Regions from separate parts of the Homo sapiens genome. Here region 1 is linked to region 2. Evidence: chromatin loops called from intact Hi-C (ENCODE). Cell type or tissue: GM12878. All regions are shown on one strand. Links, peaks and the distances in the headings refer to the core of each region. The heading gives the core; the rest is flanking DNA. Region 1 has its middle 69 kb from the start of HPGD. Region 2 overlaps LOC105377548 (a long non-coding RNA gene).

Region 1 (10,192 bases), core at 1,245-9,244, 52 kb after region 2:
GGATTTGGCAGGGTCATAGGACAATAGTGGAGGGAAGGTCAGCAGATAAACAAGTGAACAAAGGTCTCTGGTTTTCCTAGGCAGAGGACGCTGGGGCCTTCCGCAGTGTTTGTGTCCCTGGGTACTTGAGATTAGGGAGTGGTGATGACTCTTAACGAGCATGCTGCTTTCAAGCATCTGTTTAACAAAGCACATCTTGCACCGCCCTTAATCCATTTAACCCTGAGTGGACACAGCTCATGTTTCAGAGAGCACCAGGTTGGGGGTAAGGTCATAGATCAACAGCATCCCAAGGCAGAAGAATTTTTCTTAGTACAGAACAAAATGGAGTCTCCTATGTCTACTTCTTTCTACACAGACACAGCAACAATCTGATTTCTCTATCTTTTCCCCACATTTCCCCCTTTTCTATTCGACAAAACAGCCATCGTCATCATGGCCCGTTCTCAATGAGCTCTTGGGTACAACTCCCAGACGGGGTGGCGGCCGGGCAGAGGGGCTCCTCACTTCCCAGAAGGGGCGGCCGGGCAGAGGCGCCCCCACCTTCTGGACGGGGCGGCTGGCCGGGCGAGGGCCGCCCCCAACCTCCCTCCCTGACGGGGCGGCTGGCCGGCCGGGGGCTGGCCCCCACCTCCCTCCCGGACGGGGCGCAGACTTTTATTAATGTGCAGGAACTTTGAGTTATATTCAGATTGCATAGTTTGAGATATGTAAAGTATTATAGAACAACACCTTTTAAAGTTGAGTAGATGAAAATGGCAAAACTAAAAATTAGGGTGTTTCATAGGATAGAATATTTTTCATCCACTTTGAGAGAAATTATTAAAATTAGAAGGTTTGTGGATGAATAAATGGATGAAAATATAATTTCTGGGGAGAAACCTAAGGCAAAAGAACCATTCTCAGTGCTCACTGGTTCAGATAAATTCTATGCTTTGGAATTCCAGAAACCTAAGTGATTCTTATAGCTGGCAGTCATCAATTTAAGACACAATGACATTTCATTCGCTTATAAAACTGGCACCATTGGCTTTCTGGTACAGCTTTCCAGAAGCAGTGTTGAATTTTCCCAGATGCAGTCTTACTCTTTCATAGGACCCAATAGGCACTAAGAATTTGTTGAAGAACAAACAGAAGAGAGTTATTTCGATCAGGACCAGGCTGAATGTGTAGTTTCAGCTACTTTAGCATTGTGACCTATCTGATTCAACTATTTTAACATTAACTCACAGAATTTTAGTACATTGAAGGACCAGATCAAATTTCTTGTATTGATTGATATTTGCCATCCCAGGAAGGCATGTTTAGTCCCAGAAGACTGACAGACAGGTTAAAATAATCTTTTAGGTTGACAGTTGACATAAGCCACTGCCCATTTAAAAAATAATAGAAAATAGAACATGGGGAAAGAAGTGTTCCTAAGGGTACTGTTGCCCAGAAACGATGTAGTAACCAATCAACAACAGAAGAATAGAACTCAAAAACGTATACAAACCTGTTGAGGGGGAAATGTGAAAAGCAATTCTTTAAGTAAGAACAGGCAGCTTTTCTAAAATGTTTGATAAGAGAAAATAATATATAAATGGTATAGAAACAGACTAAAAATGAACAAACACTTATTCAGACACATTTATATTTGTGATACATTCTCATTTCTGAAAACAAGATGATTTGTGCTGTGGATGGTCCTTTGGTGAATTTTGTTTTCTTTTGCTGCTGTTGTTGGCTTGGAGGTAGGGGTAGAGCAGGACATACAGAATGTGAATTTGTAGCTGTGAGTAGCCATTTTGTTTTTGATTTTTGTGTTTACATGCATTTTGAGAGTGAATATATGGTGTAAACACTAAGATGACTATTCGTTCTTATACTTGAAATAAATTAGGTAATTTTCCACTTTTTTATTTCTAAGAACATAACTATAGTTAGAACTATTACTTCACAAATCCAGAGATGGAGAAACATGGAGATGAAATGATGTAAAAATAGTAAAAATATTCATATAGGAGTACATGTGGTTCACAAAAGCTTACATTTTGAGTGGAGTTTTATAAAACTAATATTTTACCTATTAAAACTTTTTCAGTGCTCTCTAACCTATGATATTTGCGAGTCAAAAATCAGCATGCATGATACAAATATTATTTCTGTAACAATTGTATGACAGTTATTTGGCAGAGTGAATTACTGATTATCTTACTTTAAACTGCTACCGGATTCAAAACCATAGCTATTACCTGCTCCTTAGTACAGCACAAACAGAAGGGGCAATATTGCTATTTAAGATTAGATTGAGTCTAGAACCTTTTATGACTGGATGGTTATTCATTGTGCAAAAGCCAGATCGATGAAAGGTGCAAATTTTAGAGTCAAAAGTGAAGGAGTAAGAAAGACTCAAGCTTTCCTTCTACATTGCATGTTCTAGTTGCTAAACTGTCGGCAGAGCTGGTTTTCAGTTGGAAATTATCAAGAAACTCTACCCAAGTTTTGGAAATCCTTAGGATCATGGTATCCTCAAGTTAGAGAGTAGAGTTACATGGATCAAGAAATGTATAAATACAAGAATATAAATTTTACACTTGATTACTACTTGTTTACCTGAAGCAAGTAAGCAAATGCATTATACATACTAACTGAAAACTTATGTGATTTTAAAAGGTCTTCTTGAGTGAAATTATTAACCATTTGATCATATCTAATGCATAAATACACAGAGTGAGTTATCCTTCTTCCTATTTCTTTTTTTTGCTTATCAATAGTAAAACAATATAGAATGCTTAAAAATTAGGAAAAAATCGTAAGCAATCAATCCTAAAAAAGTAACCTATTATTTTGTTTAGTCCCTTTAGGTTGTTTATATATATATAATGTAACTGTAATATTAATGAAAATAGCATTTTTCATTGCAATATTTTATAAATTATTATTGGATAAACATGTATATATCATACTAAAGACAATATAGCATATGCTATAACTATATACTATATGTTACATAAATTACATAAAAATAGTGTATGTACTATGTATTCTATAATAATTACATACTCTAATTTAACTATCTCTTGTTAGAAAACAAAGCTTCTGATCTTTTTTTCTATTAGAAAAATTGTTTTGCTTATAGACCTTTTGGGCTTACACTTTTTGATTTTTACCTAAGACGGCAATGATAAAAGGACTGTATGGGAATGAAGCTGTAGCTTGGAACTCATTAGTGCAGTAATCTGATTAACCAATGTAAATTAGCCGGAGTTGCTAATGTATTCTTCAGCTGAGCTGATGCTTTCTTTAATATGTCCTTCCAAGAATTGTGGGAAAAAGAGCAGGAGGCACTTCAGGGCGATTCTACTTCCTGACTCCAATTTCTGACTCCCAATAGTTTCTCTTTTGCCCGAAACATTTTACCTGTGGGGAGAATCCCAGGTAAATATGGAAATATCACTGTGGAAAATGGAAACATGGCAACGGTAGACTCTGAAATTGATGAATATTTTGGGGCAGGATACTAGTGGGCTCAGTTATGAGCTCAGTGTGAATGGGAAAGGAAAATGTAAATAAACAAAATTAAGAAATTCTAGCCGAGGTAGAGAGTCCAAGTTAAAAAAAAAAAAAAAAGACATTCTATGAGTTTTTTCTTCCCCCTCAGAGACTCTCAGATTTTATGACCAAAATGGTGTTAAAGGAAGAAAAAGAAGAAGAACATTATTGGTTGCATTGTAGCATATCCAGCTGCCATTGAAGTATTGAGCATGTGGAAGGAAATGTATTTTGTCTAAATCTAAGAAAAATTAATTTTGATTCAATAGGGACTATTTAAAATAAATATTTGGCTACTTCATAGTGACCTGGGACTAACAAAATCTGTTTTTGCTAGTTCATCATAGCTCAACTTGAATCAAACTACCAAAATGTTATTTTAATGGATTTTATTGGTCAGTTTTTAACTCTTAAGTATAAACATATAAATTCACTTAACCTCAATCTAGTCTTATTTATAGTATACATATGGCTAACATAGAGTTTTAAAAAAGCATCTTCTAGTCACTGAATACATTTTTAAGATAATTTAAACTTGTTGACTAGATTTTTCCAAGAAGGGTTTCCATGGATTTTTGAAAATAAATATGCCTTCAAAAATAGGACATTATTAAGATATTCTTCCTGATCCTCTCTTGACAATTTCCAAAACAAAAATTGAAACTTAGTTTGACCTCTTGTACCATACTGTTTGCCATGTATTCAAAAACTAAATTGTATTAACATCACAAAGAAAACATTCAGTGAAAGAGCTGCCATGGAAAACTGATTTTGAATGGGACATTCCAGAGTTTAGCATTATCTTCAGCATCGAAATCATACAAAACTTGAGCTCTCATAGGGTGTTTGGTACTCAAATTGGCAGTTTTTATATATTTTTTGTTTTGTTTACAATTTTATGTTGATTAAAATAGTATTACTTAATTCAATACAAAATAATACCAATTTGTTACTTCGGTGGGGTTATGACTAGAATATTTTTCTAGTGAGAGAATCTAGACAACAATCCTTTTTTATTCAATTTATACTGCAGAAAAGGTACTCTAAACTGACACGATGGAGTCCTGCAAATTTTAATTTGATTCATAAAGAAGAAGCCCTTTACTGATAATAATATTTACTTTTTTGAGTTGGCTTTAATTCCCCCACCCACCCCCACCCTGCAATTGCAGGAAGCAGACTTCATTACATCACACGAAACCTCCTTGTCCATGCCCTGGCACTCAGGATGCCTCTAAGGGTGGGATAGCTGTCCTCCCTGCAGCTCTTCCTAATGGGAAGTCATAAAACCAGGTTGGAGCAATTCACTGAGGCAGGATGATAGTTTTTTTGCATTTGTTTTCTTCACTCTTTAGTGATGGGATAAAATTATAAGCAAGAATGTGTGTTTTTTTTAAAGGGTTGTAGAAAGACACTGATAAAAATTCTTCTAAATTTCTTGTATCTTCCCAGATATAATCAGGTGACTTTCTCATGTTTTAGATGTTATCATAGGCAATCATTTAACCTGTAGTTATGGAATTAGATAACGGTAGCTGTTACAAGTAGCTAACACTTATGTGACACTTCCTGTATTATGTAAAACAGTATTGACTTATACATCATGCACATCTAGATAGGGAGCATTATTGCTCCGTTTGATAGATGTGGCAACTTATATTCCAGCTCAAAGAAATTTAAGTAACTTTCTCAAGCTCACACACAGGATAAGTAGCACGGTTGAGATGCAAACCCAGGTAGTCAGGCTCTGACAGAACATGCCATGATGATCATTGAACTTTGGTAGTTTGTCTTTCTTTCATAAGCAGAGATTTAAAAAATAACCTGGATTTTTCTATCTTATGTTTTCTATCATTTAAAATTAAGACTTTACTTATAAGGGCTGGGTTAATCTCTTAAACAGAAATCATAATATTTCTGAGGATGACTAAAAGCTGTACACTTTTCAAGAGATTATTATGCATGAGATGACTTAGAATCTACGGCTGAGAAGAGATAGGGAAGTGGTAAATGTGGTATCTGATCTGGCCCAACCCTACTCTAAATGGGACATTTCCCTTCACCCCCACCCCTTCTTAGTAGAATGATAAATATTTATCAGTACTTGCTAAGTGCCGGGCATTGTGCTAAGCATTTTGATAATAACATATCTAAGCATTTTGATAATAATGTATCTAAGCATTTTGATAATAATGTATCATGTAATTAATATCCTTCCCATTTGATAGATGAGACAACAGAGGCTTAGAGGGTTATGCAGTTTGCCAACTCTGCCATAGTCAATAAGTGGCAAAGGAAGTATGAACCCTGATGAAATTATACCAAAAATTTGCCCCCCTGGGCCTTTGATTAGATAAATTAATAAATTACCTGTACTAATTAGGCCTTATTTTTTTTTTTATTACTGGCAACCAAAAGCATCGTAACTGACATAAGAATGTACAGCCAATGCCATTTTGGTGTACTTCTTAGGAATAATATAGTCTTATCTTGGGTAGAGAACCTTGGGATTTGTTTTCAAAAATTTACATCTGCTTCTTCATTAATATTTAAAATGGTGGATGCAGCAGCAGTACATACTGTTACGATTATGCTTGCTTCAAAAGGAAGTTGTGATACAGAGAAATTAAGTACTCTTGTGATTCATGCCATAATTATGTAAAGTTAAGAAATTAGAGAAAAGAGTGTGCAGGAAGGTAGAAGGAAAGAGTTGAATAAGATGTAGTCATTTAAATGAGAAAAAACATAAATGGCATGGAGAAAACTCAATCTGTTTTTGTTTCCTCTTTACCAAATTAAAGAAAAACATATAAGTAAGGTCTCATACTCAGAGATAAAATGGTTAGATATTTATTTAGTCTCGTTTTAGTACCTCAAACTCCACAGTAGTTAGGCCCCTTTCAGGCTCAATATATTGAAGTGAGAAGAAGAAACACACACAGACTTAGTTGATAGCTGGACACAGGAAGATTTTCAGCAAGGTGATGAGATTAATAATTGATATTAATATTAATATCTTCTCTATTAATATCTTTATTATTAATTATATCTTATTAATATCTTCTCTATTATTTCAGTGATTCGGGTTTGTCACATTTACACACTATTAATGGATAATGAATAGTACTTTTTTGATTTTAGTAATCTGTTATTCTAGTTTTTCAAAGGAATCTTGCCACACAGCAAGATTTATCCCCCAGCATGGGGCTAAGCCAGGGACTTGCCTCAAAATGATCAGGATAATCCTGGATGAAGGGGCTGTGGCCACCACAACATTAACTTCCAGTTTTTATTTTTAGCACATGACTAGAGTCACAGAGCTATGCTTTCAGCCTGGCTGAGTCATGATTCATGAGGTGACTGCCATTCTATTGCTCAAACTTTCAATCCTGCAAATGGAGAAAATCGGAATACTCACAAGTCCCAGGAATTTTACGAATGGGTTCTCAATTCAGGCTGAACATTTAGTGGATCAACAAGCCACGAAATACCCTCCAGAGAGGATATGTGGCATTTTCAGTCTCTTTTCTTGCAAAATGTTGAGCCTCAGTTTATGGCCAATATCTAAACTGCCTCTTCACTGCCTATATCTGCCACTTTAAATTATTTCCTCATTTATGTTAGGTGGCTTTGTGTAGATTATTCATAAAAAAAAATTGTACTAAGACATTTTCTCTCACCTCAGTGCTTCTAAAATAAAAGGCACTAAAATTTCTTAAAGACAGTAAGAGCTTTCATGGTTGGCCACATGTAATATGGAATCATCGTATTGATTAATAATAGCTTTCAGATTGACTACTAAATCATCCATTATATTCAATGACATTTGCTACTTGTATATTTTAGGCCCTTAAAGAGATGGACATATTTTTGTAAAATCTTGTGCTAAAGTGCTTGTATTATTCTCCAACTATAATTCTTATTTCTGACTTTGACCAAAAAGGTTTCATTGTATCATAGTTCAAGATTGTGGAAGTATTCTTGCTTCTAGTTCTCCTTTATTTGTCTTTCTTGAATGGTTCATTTTGTTACGAAAGATACTCTTACGACTCTGATAATACTTTTCTCAAGATGCCATCACTTGAAAAGACAGTCATATGCATATTATCCAACTAGATTACATAGTCACAAGTCAGACGCCTGTGTCTTTCTGAGCTTTATTAAGAATGTCATGTGCAATATGGAAAGGTTGCACTTTCTTGTAGACCTTTGTTAAAGACTTATATTTGCCTAAATTGACTCATTGGCAGCAAATCAGAGACAAAGATAACTATGCATACTCCGTCCTATTAGCAAAAAGTTTTAGGGTTGCATATATCATTTTCGTCTGGACAGGTAGCAGGTCATTTTGTTTTTAGTGTATGTGCCCTGGAATAAGAGATGGTACTTGAGATTAACAAGACTATTGGTAAATCTGGTAAAAACCCATGCACTCTTTAGGACTTATGTTTGGTAGATTAAAAGGGTACCATTTTCCTTCTTATGTTTTCAGGATTTTCCTCATTTGTAGTGTCCTGCCACTTATACACACAAGGTTCCTCTGTGGTAATGATGGAATCGAGATTCCTTCTAGAAGAAATTTGCCCTTTTCTGCCCATCCCCACTTCCCAGTTGCATAAGAGAAGGAGATTGAAAAATGTGAATACTATACATAAAAACTGAAATCAGGGTATCAATTTCTCATTCGTCTACTTAAAAAACAATGTTAAAAAGACAATTTTATTTAAACATTAAAAATAATTTTATCCCAACTAAAATTTTTATTTTCTACATTCATTTTCAATTGTTCATATGCATAAATATGACATATGTAATTACCACCAAAGAATGGAAATTTTCTTGCTCTGTAGAGTTGATAATTTTTTTCTGCCTGTGTAATATTTTGTCTAATTGGTGAAACATAATTTATTTGAACATTTTCATGGAGTCAGATATGTAAGTTTTTTAAATGGGATTCTGCTGTAAAGGGTACTGCTAGGATTAGCAGCTTCATGTATAAAGCATTTTTGCTTCTTTAAAATAAATTTCCAGGAGAGGTGTTACTAGATCCTAGTGAAGATAATTTTAGTTTTATTTGATCCATTTCTAAAAGAACTCCTTCAATTTACTATGTTTTGAGCAGTAAGCCAATATTCTGGCATCACCACATGATGGTTAATATTTGAGTATTGCCATTCGTGCTGTCTCTCACAAAATATTTATGCCAAGCCATCTCCTAGGAATTGGGAATACATCAGTGAACGAAAACATGGAGAAACATCTGCCCTTGTGGAGAAAATAAAAGTGTCTATTTAGTATGGTCCAAAATAGGCCATAGAATTGGTTCTAAGTTACATTCTTTCAACTGCTAGTGAGAATTAACATTTTTCTATGTGTTTATTTACCATCAGCATTCTTTTCTGTGTGAATTTTCTGCATATTCTGAAGCCAGTCTTCAACGCAGAGATTCCATGGTCATTGTGGCCTACGTGACCTAAACAAATCATTCCAAAATTTTAAATGGGCTGAGACTGTTGACAGTCATCTCTGCTCCTTATACCCTCATCCAGCATTTGTATTTCAGGTATCTGGTGACACAGATTTCTGGTAATGCCTCACATCTGATCATCACTTCCTGAAAAAGATAACCAAAGGCAATGTAATAGGAATATCAGCAGCCACAGCACTCAGTCACCCAGGGGAATCTACATGTTTAAGCTTTCATACCCTGTTCGGTTTCTTGTAGAACTCACTCAACACCTGGAGTGGATTAAATAGATGATGTAGATTTCAACTGCTTAGAAATATCCATTTCTGCCACATTTCCTGCTGCCTGTTTTACTTCTGTGGAGTTATTTAGTTGTCATGTTGGATGAGTCTGAGCTATTTTCCCAGCACGCTGTACTATAGTGTGAGTGCACCTTCTAGGGAAAAGGGCACAGACTGAACAACTTATCATCAGAATCTGTGTTGACTGAAGGAAGGATGGCAACAGATTCCTGTCAGATGATTTTGCCTCAGACAATTTGGCTGTGAATGCTCAAAGAATGAGGAATAAGTACCCAGGGCATAGAGCATAAAGGTGAGTGCTATTTATCATTATATAACATCATTTTGATGACAGGAAAAATTGAAGTCACACTAGGGACCTACAGCCATGTTAGGGTAGATGATTGTACATAACACTTCTCTCAGTCCTAAGAACCCCTATGCTCGGATGTATTTTGCGGACTACCGAGTCCATGAAAAAAAAAACAGTGGAAACGCAGTGACCATCAGCATGACAAGTCTCCTGCAAAGTGAAGACAAAAGACCAAAATATACTAGCTGAACCCACTTTCCTCTGTTGATATTGAGATTTCTGTCTACGCTGGATAGCTGAATATTATTCATATTTTGCATCAAATTAGTAAAAGTGTTATTTTTAAATGAATTTTGAAGGCCAGACATGGTGGCTCACTCCTGTAATCCCAGCACTTTGGGAGGCCAAGGCAGGCAGATCATTTGAGGTCAGGAGATCGAGACCAGCCTGGCCAACACGGTGAAAGCCCATCTCTACTAAAAATACAAAAATTAGCTGGGCATGGGGGCAGGCACCTGTAATCCCAGCTACTCGGGAGGCTGAGGCAGGAGAATAGCTTGAACCCAGGAGGCAGAGATTGCAGTGAGCCAAGATCAC
Region 2 (10,192 bases), core at 1,085-9,084:
AGAAAGCAACACTGGAGTTGAGAAGGGAATAAGAAAGAGCCAACTACCTGGAGATTGGTAGAAGGATGAAAAGACATGCACAAGATTTGAAGAAGAGTTTATGAAGATGAAGGCTTCCAATGAACTGAGATTTCTACATCATGGGGAGGGTAATAAAAATGCTCTTTAAAATATGTTAAACAAGGTATCTGTATCTATGTCTGCATGAAAGTAGAGAGGAGACAGAATAGCTGATGCAACAGATGACAGTGAATAATCGAGTATCTACAGCTTCTACAATGATCATCAACCAGGTTCTTTCTGCCCAACTGCAGCAAGTCAATCACTGAGATAATGGATTTTGCAAAAGAGAAGACTATTCATGAGGCAGCCAGTGAGGAGGTGAAGAACAGGTCTCAACTCCACCTCCCAGAAGATAAGGCTTAGGGATATTTATAGGTTATAGAAGTGGGGTCAGCTAAGATGTGGGAAAAGGTGATTGTCAGTGGGGGAAAAATGAAGCAATCAGTGATCTATGCAAACATAGTTGGGATATGTGGCATTTCATAGGACACATTTGCAGAAAATGATGGTATTATGATCTGAGGGTGGAATTTTTGGTCCTCTGATGTCAAAATGCTCTCCGGCATTTACAGAGGCCCAGCTGAAGAGTCAACCAGTTTGAACTGGTCAGGAGCTGTCCCACATTCCTGAAAAATAACTGAAGTGACCATTACCATGGTGATTTATAAATGTTCAATTTATTATGCCGCTAATGAAGGTTAAGTTTCAGCGTTCAGTGGTGCAGCCTTCAATTACTGTGGCTTTCAGCTTCATGAAAAAAAAAAAAAAAAAAGAAAAGAAAAAGATAAAAAGCAGGTAACCAAAAGCAAGCAGGGCATGCTAAATTTGGCAGACCTAATCAGATGAATCCTCTGTTTCACAGTGCTATTTTGTTTATAATCTTCTTTATCCAGGAGAACATTATTTGAACTAAAAAGAACAAAGCAAGAATGGTCTGAAATCACAAGGGGTTCAGAAGAATGAAACAGATGATCTGGATACTTTTAGAAGGAGTAATAATTATTAATCCCAACAAATGACATTCTTCAGTGTCTAAGCATTTTCTTTTGTGATTAAAGAGCTGCCGTGAACAAACCTGGAGGAGAACGTGATGGGTACCAGAGACCAGAAATTTACACATGGCTATGTTTTCAAAGGACAGGTCAAGATGGTGAGAGGAGTGGGGCTAAGGAAGATGTTATCATATATAAATTCCAGAAATTGTACTGAGGTGACGTTGGTATCCATCTGCAGCATAATTCTATGCTTAAATATTGAACCAATTATTTTTGAGCTCTTAGTAAGGCAAGGTGGTGGAGCCAGGATGGGTTCAATAAGAAGTTCTCATGCTAAACTAACCTCTTTTTTGATAAAATTTCCAGACTTTAAAGTCAAGAAGACAAAACAATTCTAGATTTGAGTAGGGCATATGAAGAAAATATGTGGCTTAATAACTTGCTTTTTAAAGTTAACATTTTGAAATGGGATCTAAAAAAAAATGTCGATCTTACAGAATTAGAGAGTAGAGCAGTGGTTACTGACACCGGGGAGAAAATGAGAGATTGGGGAGGATGGGAGAGGTTGGCCAACAGGTACAAAGTTACAAGAAGATAGAAAGAAGTTCTGGTGTCCTTTTGCATAATAGGGTGAAGATAGTTAACAGTAAGGGATTGTATATTATAAAATACCTTGAAGAGAGGTTTTGGAATGTTCTTATTACAAAGAAATGAAAAATGCACAAGGTGATGAATACGCCAGCTACCCTAATTTGATTATTATACAACATATACATGTATCAAAACATCAAATTGTATCCCATAAATATGTACAATACAATGTGTCAATTAAAAAATAGAAAACAATATAATTATGTGGTCTACAAAGAGAACATAATGGACTAAATGTTGATTGGGATTCACAGAATATTGCCAAAATATTCGTGACTTTGCTAACCATATGAAACAAAATGTTCACATTTAAATATATAAGTTGATCTTAGTTGTATTTATGTAATAATTATTATGATCCATAATAAACCATACATATTTTGCTAATTTTATTATTTCTGTCCATGACAAGTGAAGTTATTAATAAGATATTATAAAATTTGGCACATAAATTAAAATGTATTCGTTATCCTATTAACAGTATTATTTTAAATGACAAAACTGTATTCCATATGTATTCCAATACACCAAAATTTTGTAAGTTAATTTACCAATATCCGTTTTTTGGACATTTAGATTATTTGCATTTCTTACACTTTTTTGAAGTATTCTAGTTATGTCCTTAGGTTAAATTCCTAAAAGTAAAATTTCTGAGCTATGAGGATATGCCAAATTACCTTCCAAAAATGTGGTATTCGCCGGGTGCAGCGGCTCATGCTTGTAATCTCAGTGCTTTGGAAGGCTGAGGTGAGAGGATGGCCTTGAGGCTTGGAGTTAGAGACCAGGCATGGGCAATGTAATGAGACTCTGTCTCTACAAAAAAAAATTTTTAAATTAACTGGACATGTTGCTGTGCACCTCTAGTTCCAGCTACTTGGGAAGCTGAGACAGGATATCTGCTTGAGCCCAGGAGTTCGTGGCTGCAGAGAGCTGTGATCACACCACCGCACTCCAGCCAGGGCAACAGAGTGAGACCCTGACTCCAAAAGCAAAAACAAAAGAGCAAAAACGAGATTCCAATGTATACTCCCACCAATTAATTTGAAGGTGACCATATCCCTCCTATCAAATACTGTCACTCATTTACATCTTTGCCAAATGTGGGTAAGAAAAGAAATAAATAGTTTTTTTATTTAAATGTGTATATCTTTATTGTTAGTGAGGTTGAATATTTTTCATATGCTTATTGATCACTTATAGTATTTTTATTTGGTTATCAACTCATTTGCTTATCTGTTTTTAATATTTTTAAATATTTTCATTTTGTATGAGAATTATTAGAGTTATGACAGAACACTTACATTATAGAAGTGCATCCTGAAAAAATTATGCATTAAATGACATGATGTCCGGAATTGTACGTAAAGTCACCTAGTAATGCGGTGGAGCCTGATGAAACAAGAATGGCTATGAAATGATATAATGATGGAAGATTGGGGAAGGGCTTCTAGAGTTTCATAATACATCCCTCTCCATTTGTGTCTACATATAAAATATCCATTACAAAAGGTAGACTAGGTCCTTGTAAAAATAATTTTATATGTTGCAAGCGCAGGAAGAAACTTTCAGTTTCAAGAGTTTAAGCATGTCAAATTGTATACTTCAACTATGCCATTTTATTTGTAATAACCCAAAACCAGAAACAGCCCAAATATCCACTAACAGATAAATGGGTAAACAAATAGTGATAATATCCATAGAACAGAATGCGACTCTGCAAGAAAAGAATGAACTATTCACATAAGCAACATTAATGAATATTAAAATAATTATGCAGCATGAAGAAAACAAGAATAATAAAAAACACTTTATAATTAAAATCATATAAAATTCCAGAAAATATTAACTAATTTATTTTGAAAAAAGGTAAATCAAGGGTTGCCTGGAGGGCAAGTGAGAGTAGGGAAAGATTATTAGAAAGGTATACAGGAGTAATGGATATTTGGATATGTACATTAGCATAATTGTGACAGTTTCATGAGTTTATATGTATGTGGAAAGTACCTCAGTTGTACACCGGTTTTTGTTTTTTGTTTTTTTTTTTTAAAGAGACAGTGTCTCACTGTGTTGCACAGGCTGTAGTGCAAGGCTGTGATCATAGCTCACTATAGTGTTGAACTCCTAGGATCAAGGGATTGTCCCCCCGAGTCTCTCAAGCAGCTGGGACTAAGGGCATGCTCCACCACGTGGAGCTAATATTTTTAAATATTTTTATAGAGATGAAGGTCTTGGTATATCATCCAGGCTGATAATCAACTCAACTGTACACCTGAAATATGTGTAGTTTATAGCATGCCAATTATGTTTCAATAGAACGTTAAAAATGACTTAAAGTCTGGATCTACTTTTTAAAGGAAAACATAAAGTTTGGCAACCCTATATTGACTCCACCATGCCTTGGGAAAGGCAGCCCGCATCAGTGGCAGGAAATATTGGTAAGCAATAAACATCATCTCTATATGAGTCAACAGAAATGTTAGAGGGGTGACAAAAGCCACAGCCCTGGACTATGAGATCTCTCATTTCTCTATTTTCATTTTCTTGACTGTGCAGCAATGGCCTTGAGGTCATTACATGAGTAAACAAAACCTTATTTGCTCTGACAGTTATGTCAGTTCCAGGAAAAACACCAGCATGGAGTGCACCCACCCATGCTCATAGCCTTAGCCACTGAAACACCTATGGAGACACTGCAGAAGAGGTACCATTCTCGACCTTGATGCAGTCTCCTCCAGACCTTATTAATCACACTCAGTGTTTCTGCGCCAATTATGGTTTCAGCCTGGCCTCTTAACAAATGACACCAGAAACTTGAGTTTTGGACATCCAGGCACATGGTTCCTCTGCAGTGCCTGGAGTCTTCTCAGGGGTGCTAGGAGTTATGTGACATCCCCCGAGAAAAAGGGATTCATCCTTCTCCCCAGAGTCCTACAGGATGTCACAACAACTTTCCCCTCCTCAGGGTGAACTCTGAGCCTACAAAGAAATCCTGGCATTCAGGCCACAAATTAGGATCACAAAGTGAAATACTCTTTCCTAGGTGGGTTTTGACAGCAAAGCAAATTAGACCAAAATTGGAAGAAGAGAAAATTATTTGCAAATTGCCGGTAATACCCAGGCTAGAGCAATCTTCTTAGACAAGATTGGGTCAGGATCGTGCCTTAACTAGTCAGAGAGGAAGGAATGACATTCCCCTAAGGGCACAGACTATTTGTGATTTTCTCCAGGGAATGAGAGAGAGAACAGAAACATCTGCTTTCCTTTATTACACTGAGGTGACTAATACACACTATGGGGAACCTGTCAGGTGGTAGAGGTGAAATGGCTTATGCCACAGAAACTGGCAGTGACCTAAATCTGGCAAGGGTCCTGGCCTGCGCAGGTTAGAAAGTACAACGCAGCTCCTTAAAGCTTCCCACTTACCTGGAATTTGTGGGGAACCTCTCCACTGTGGATGTTCAGATGTATGGAGTTCGATGCCTCCTTTACATTCACAGAGGCTTTCCTCCTGAGTTGTTATAGTGAATATGGAAGCCTTTCTCCAGCATGCACTCTCCAGTGTTGATTGAGTCCAGGGCTTTCTGTTGAAGGGATTTCCCATATTTACCAAATTCACAGGGCTTTGCTCCAGTGTGAACGCTCTGTGATTAACTAAGGATGGAGCTCTGGCTAAAGGACATCCTATATTCACCATACACATGAGGCCTAGCTCTAGTGTGAATTCTCTAGTGTTCAATGAAGACAGAGCTTTGGCTAAAGAAATTCTCCACATTCACCACACTCATAAGTCTTTCTCCAGCGTGAATTATCCAGTGACAAATGAGATTGGAGTTTTGGCTAAATAATTTCCCACATTTGCCACACTCCTAAGGCCTTTTCTCCATTGTGAATTCCCTGATGTTGAACAAGTTTGTATTTGTACCTGAAAGCTTTCCTGGTTCACTGCACTTGTAATGACTTTTTCTGCTGTGAAAGGCCTCCCCACATTTGGTGCTGATGTGTGGCTTCAATCCAGTTGTGAGTGGCCTATGTTGGAGAAGGTACAGTTGCCAGGAAAATCCTTCCCAACTTTCCCACAGGCGAAAGGCCTTCCTGACACTTAAAATCTGCAGCCTTTCACAGAGAAAGCATTGTCCACGTCTCTATTCCATTGTGTTCCTTCTGGTGCTGGTGCATGTTTGCACTAAACCAGAATTGTTTCCCACATGCCTCACAAGTGTACTATTTCTGCCCAGATAGCGTTCCTTGTTGCTCAGCCAGATACAAAATGTCCCTTAAGACCAGAACACACATCTCACAGGGATGAGCCTTCTGGATGAATGGACCTAGCTGTGACACTTTCTACTGAAACACTTCACTGAGGGTGTCTGCTTTCCCTTTGCTCCACACCAACAACCTGGCGAGGTTATATAGGCAAAGTTCTCTGCATCACGGGGCACAGCTCTCAGGCTCATCAAGGAAACTCCATTCCTCTCAGAAGTCATTAAAGGTCGGCTATGTTCATAAAGATCATACTGAGATGGCTTCTCTTTCTGTAGGTGGAGCGAGCTGGGACTTGCAGGTGACCAAGAAGGGGGATCCCGGAACCGGAATTGTCTCCCTTGGCGTTCCGGAAGTAGAAGCAGAGTCATTGCTGGGTGGCGCCAGCCCTCAGACTTGCCTCTTTGCAGTAGGAAGAAGGCCTCCCCACATACCTTCCCACACTCATCACCTTAAGCCAGACTCGGTGTCCAGTGAATATGACCATCTCTTGCCCATTTTCTAATGAGTGTTTTCATTAATGAGTTATAAGAATGTGGTGGGTAAATCTATGGGCTTTGAACTAGTGAATCAACTTGGTTTCAGAATCTGGCACTGCTACTTACTAGTGAATTTAAGCAAGTTATTTCACCTTTCAGAGTGTCAGTTCCCTCATGCATACAAGGAAGATAAAAAATAATGTATACAAAAGTATTGGAGTAATTAATACATGGAGAACTACATGTAAAGCGTTTAGCATGATGTCTGACATATTAAGCATCCAATATTAGTTGCTTGCAGAATTATTAGTAAAAGAGATTGCTTCTGAAAGCCATTCCAATTCTTAAATTTTATAATGCCACATTTGAGGTCACCTGAAGTACGTGTATAACATGTGTACATTTTTGCGATTTATTTTTTCAATTCCCAGATTAGAGGCATAGAGATATCCTAGCAAGGACTCCAAGTGTGTAGATCTGTCAAAGATATGAACATGAAAGAACAGCTTATTTCAATAAACCCACTTTACATACCTTGTGTGCTTGTTTTTAACAATAAAAATTGGAAAGATAATTAAGGAACTGAAAAACCAGAGGGTAAATTCTACAGTTTCCTTAATTTAAAGAGTAATTGTTTTTAATTCTGATTCACCTAAGAAGAAGGCATTTAACTTGTAGGGCTTTCTGTATTTACATGTATTATATATTAAATCCTCACAATTGTTTGCAGTCATTATTATTATTATTATTATTATGCCCATATAATATGTTAATGTGGAAACTGAGGCTCACAAAGCTTAATTAAATTGCCCAAGTTCCTAAAATTAATAAATGTATTTTGGGTTTGAACCTGTCTTCTGACCGCAAAATTAATGATATTTCACCACACTGTTTTCATTCAGCCTAACCTAGTCAGCCATGACCACATGGTGGTGTTTAAAGAAACAAAAAAATCTGAAGAACTAAAACAAACTTTTAAAGGTTTAAATCGACTTTCACTTTGAAAGAAATCTAGCCTACCTGTGCCTTAAAAGATAAAAAAGTACAATAGTAAAATGGAAATCTTTTAGAGAAAAGAATTACATAAGCTGATTGTCAATTAAGACTCCTGAACTGGCCTCTGTACTCTGGTTTATTAGGAGTGTTGAATAAGTGCTTTTGGACAACATTTAGATGTGAACATAGTCTTAAATTCTCTTTATTCCCATTTTTTAAAAAAATGTTCTTGAGAGTATTGCAGTACAAATTACATATTGACCAAAATTTTGTCCCTTTTGAAAATCAAGTTTATTTTTAAGTTTGAAAATTCATACCCATGATAGTAAAAGAAAGAGACTATTACAGGAGATAAGAAGACGTAGTTCCTAAAATAGGTTATCAGTTAACTAGCATAGGGATTTTATGCTGGGAAGTTACTAAGCAAGGAAATGGCATGATATGCCTTAGTGTGATTTTGAAATAATCACTCTGGCTGCTGTGGAAGAATGGGTGTAAATGGCAAGAGTGGACAAAGGAATACCAGTTAAAAAGTTATTGTAGGCCGGGAGCAGTGGCTCATGCCTGTAATCCTAGCACTTTGGGAGGCCGAGGCAGGCGGATCACGAGGTCAGGAGATCGAGACCATCCTGGCTAACACGGTGAAACCCCATCTCTACTAAAAATACAAAAAATTAGGCGAGTGTGGTGGCGGGCGCCTGTAGTCCCAGCTACTCAGAAGACTGAGGCAGGAGAATGGCGTGAACCCGGGAGGTGGAGCTTGCAGTGAGCCGAGATCTCACCACTGTTATTGTAGTTGCCTAGCAGAAACATACACTACATTGTAGTAAAAATGACGATGGAAGGAAGTAGATAGATATGAGAAATATTTATGATTAGATAAAGGACTCACAAATATTTTTGAAATGAGTGTGGTGTCTTGGTGTTGGTGAGGATTACTATGGGGTAGAAAGAAATATTGAAAATAAATCCCAGATTATTAAAATGGGGAAAATACAAATACCTGTACTCTGTTTTCCCCATGGATATGTGGTAGTCCTTGGACATCTGCACACTTATCAAGAGATCTTCATGTATTTCTGATCCAGTTAATAAAATGGACTGGAAAGCACTGATCTACTGCCTAGCATGGCAATGGTGCCCAGTGCCTGGTCCTCTGTAAATGATTCCTCAGACATTACTGAGGAAAGAATCTCTGAGCTTAGAGATATTTCAATAAAAAAAATTTCCAAAACTGAAAAGCAGAGGAAAAAAAAAAGACTACACAACAAAAAAGAGTACCCAAGAACTGTGAGACAACAACGAAAGGTTTAACTACACATAATGAGAATACCAGAAGGAAAAGAGAGAAAGGAAGAGAAGAAATATTTGAAGCAAAAACAATAATGACTAAGAATGTTTTCTAGACTAATGTCAGATACCAGACTACAAATCTAGGTAGCTCAGACAGTTGCAAAAAACAAAAAGAGAGAGGGAGAGAGAAAAAAAAAACCAAAAGCAAAACAAAACAAAAAACCCAAAACACAACAAAAACTACACGTAGGCATATTATATTCAAATTTCAGAACATCAAAAATAAAGAAAAAATTTGGAAAGGAGCCAGAGGAAAAAACATCTTACCTATAGAGGAGCAAAGAATTACATAGTACTTTTTCTCAGAAACCGTGCAAGTAAGAAGAGAGTGAAGTATTTAAAATGTCACGGAAAAAAGCCCACCAAATTAGAATTCTGTACCCTACAAAATTATCCTTTAAAAGTGAAGCAGAAATAAAGACTTTCTCAGACAATCAAAAATTCATGGAATTTGTTGCTAGTAGACCTGCTTTGCAAGACATGTTAAAGAAGCTCTGTAGAGAAAAGTACAATTATATAGGTCAGAAACTTGAATCTACATAAAGATAGGAAGAGAATGAAAGAAGAAATAAATGAAGATAGAATAAAAACTTCTATTTTTAATTCCTAATTCATCTAACAGATAACAGTTTGTTCAAAATAATAATAGCAACAATGTATTTGTGTGTATATATACACATATATGTTTACGTATGCTTATGTATAAGTGTAATGAATGCCAGCAATGATATGGATAAGAGAGAGGAATTGGAATTTTTTTTATTATAAGGTACTTACACTACCCATGAAGTGGCATAGAGTTATTTGAAAGTGGACTCAAATTACTTCTAAATCTCTACTGGAAATTTCATCTAGCAATCTTGCTCTTTGGTATTTATCCAAAGAATATGAAAACTTATGCCCACACAAAAGCCTGCATATAGATGTTTATGGCAGCTTTATGTAAATGCTAAAACCTGGAAACAACCAAGATGTCTTTCAGCAGGTCAATGAATGAATAAACTGTGATACAGCAGACAATGGAATATTAATCAGTGCTAAAAAGAAATGAGCTGTGGCTGGGTACGGTGGCTCACGCCTGTAATCCCAGCACTTTGGGAGGCTGAGGCAGGTGGATTACCAAGTTAGGAGATCGAGACCATCTTGGCCAACATGGTGAAACCCCATCTCTACCAAAAATACAAAAATTAGCTGGGCGTGGTGGCACATGCCTGTAATCCCAGCTACTCAGGAGGCTGAGGCAGGAGAATCGCTTGAATCAGGGAGTCGGAGGTTGCAGTGAGCTGAGATCATGCCAGCCTGGCGACAGAGAAAGACTCTGTCTGAAGAAGAAAGAAAGAAAGAAAGAAAGAAAGAAAGAAAGAAAGAAAGAAAGAAAGAAAGGAAGGAAGGAAG

What was found. Hi-C counts contacts between places; a loop is a spot of excess contacts. Peaks named below come from ENCODE experiments on the same cell type or tissue, not always from the same donor. Only the 100,000 strongest peaks of a DNase experiment are listed, where the experiment ranks them.
Region 1: it touches region 2 in a loop (5-fold over the local background); 7 of 110 quality-filtered maps call a loop at or near these places.

Annotation. Positions count from the first base shown.
Region 1 is chr4:174,586,288-174,596,479 of GRCh38, forward strand. No RefSeq gene overlaps it. Among named protein-coding and RNA genes, the nearest start is that of HPGD, 69 kb to the left of the region's middle. RefSeq lists an enhancer at 1-423. In GM12878, for the core only: no CTCF peak of the experiment used is centred there; a DNase peak (open chromatin) is centred at 5,542.
Region 2 is chr4:174,534,069-174,544,260 of GRCh38, forward strand. It overlaps LOC105377548 (a long non-coding RNA gene), which reads left to right. Exons shown (of 7, transcript XR_007058492.1): 4 at 1-1,213; 5 at 2,574-2,813; 6 at 4,064-4,144; 7 at 6,248-6,981. It also overlaps the pseudogene LOC100419741. Among named protein-coding and RNA genes, the nearest start is that of HPGD, 17 kb to the left of the region's middle. In GM12878, for the core only: no CTCF peak of the experiment used is centred there; a DNase peak (open chromatin) is centred at 4,353.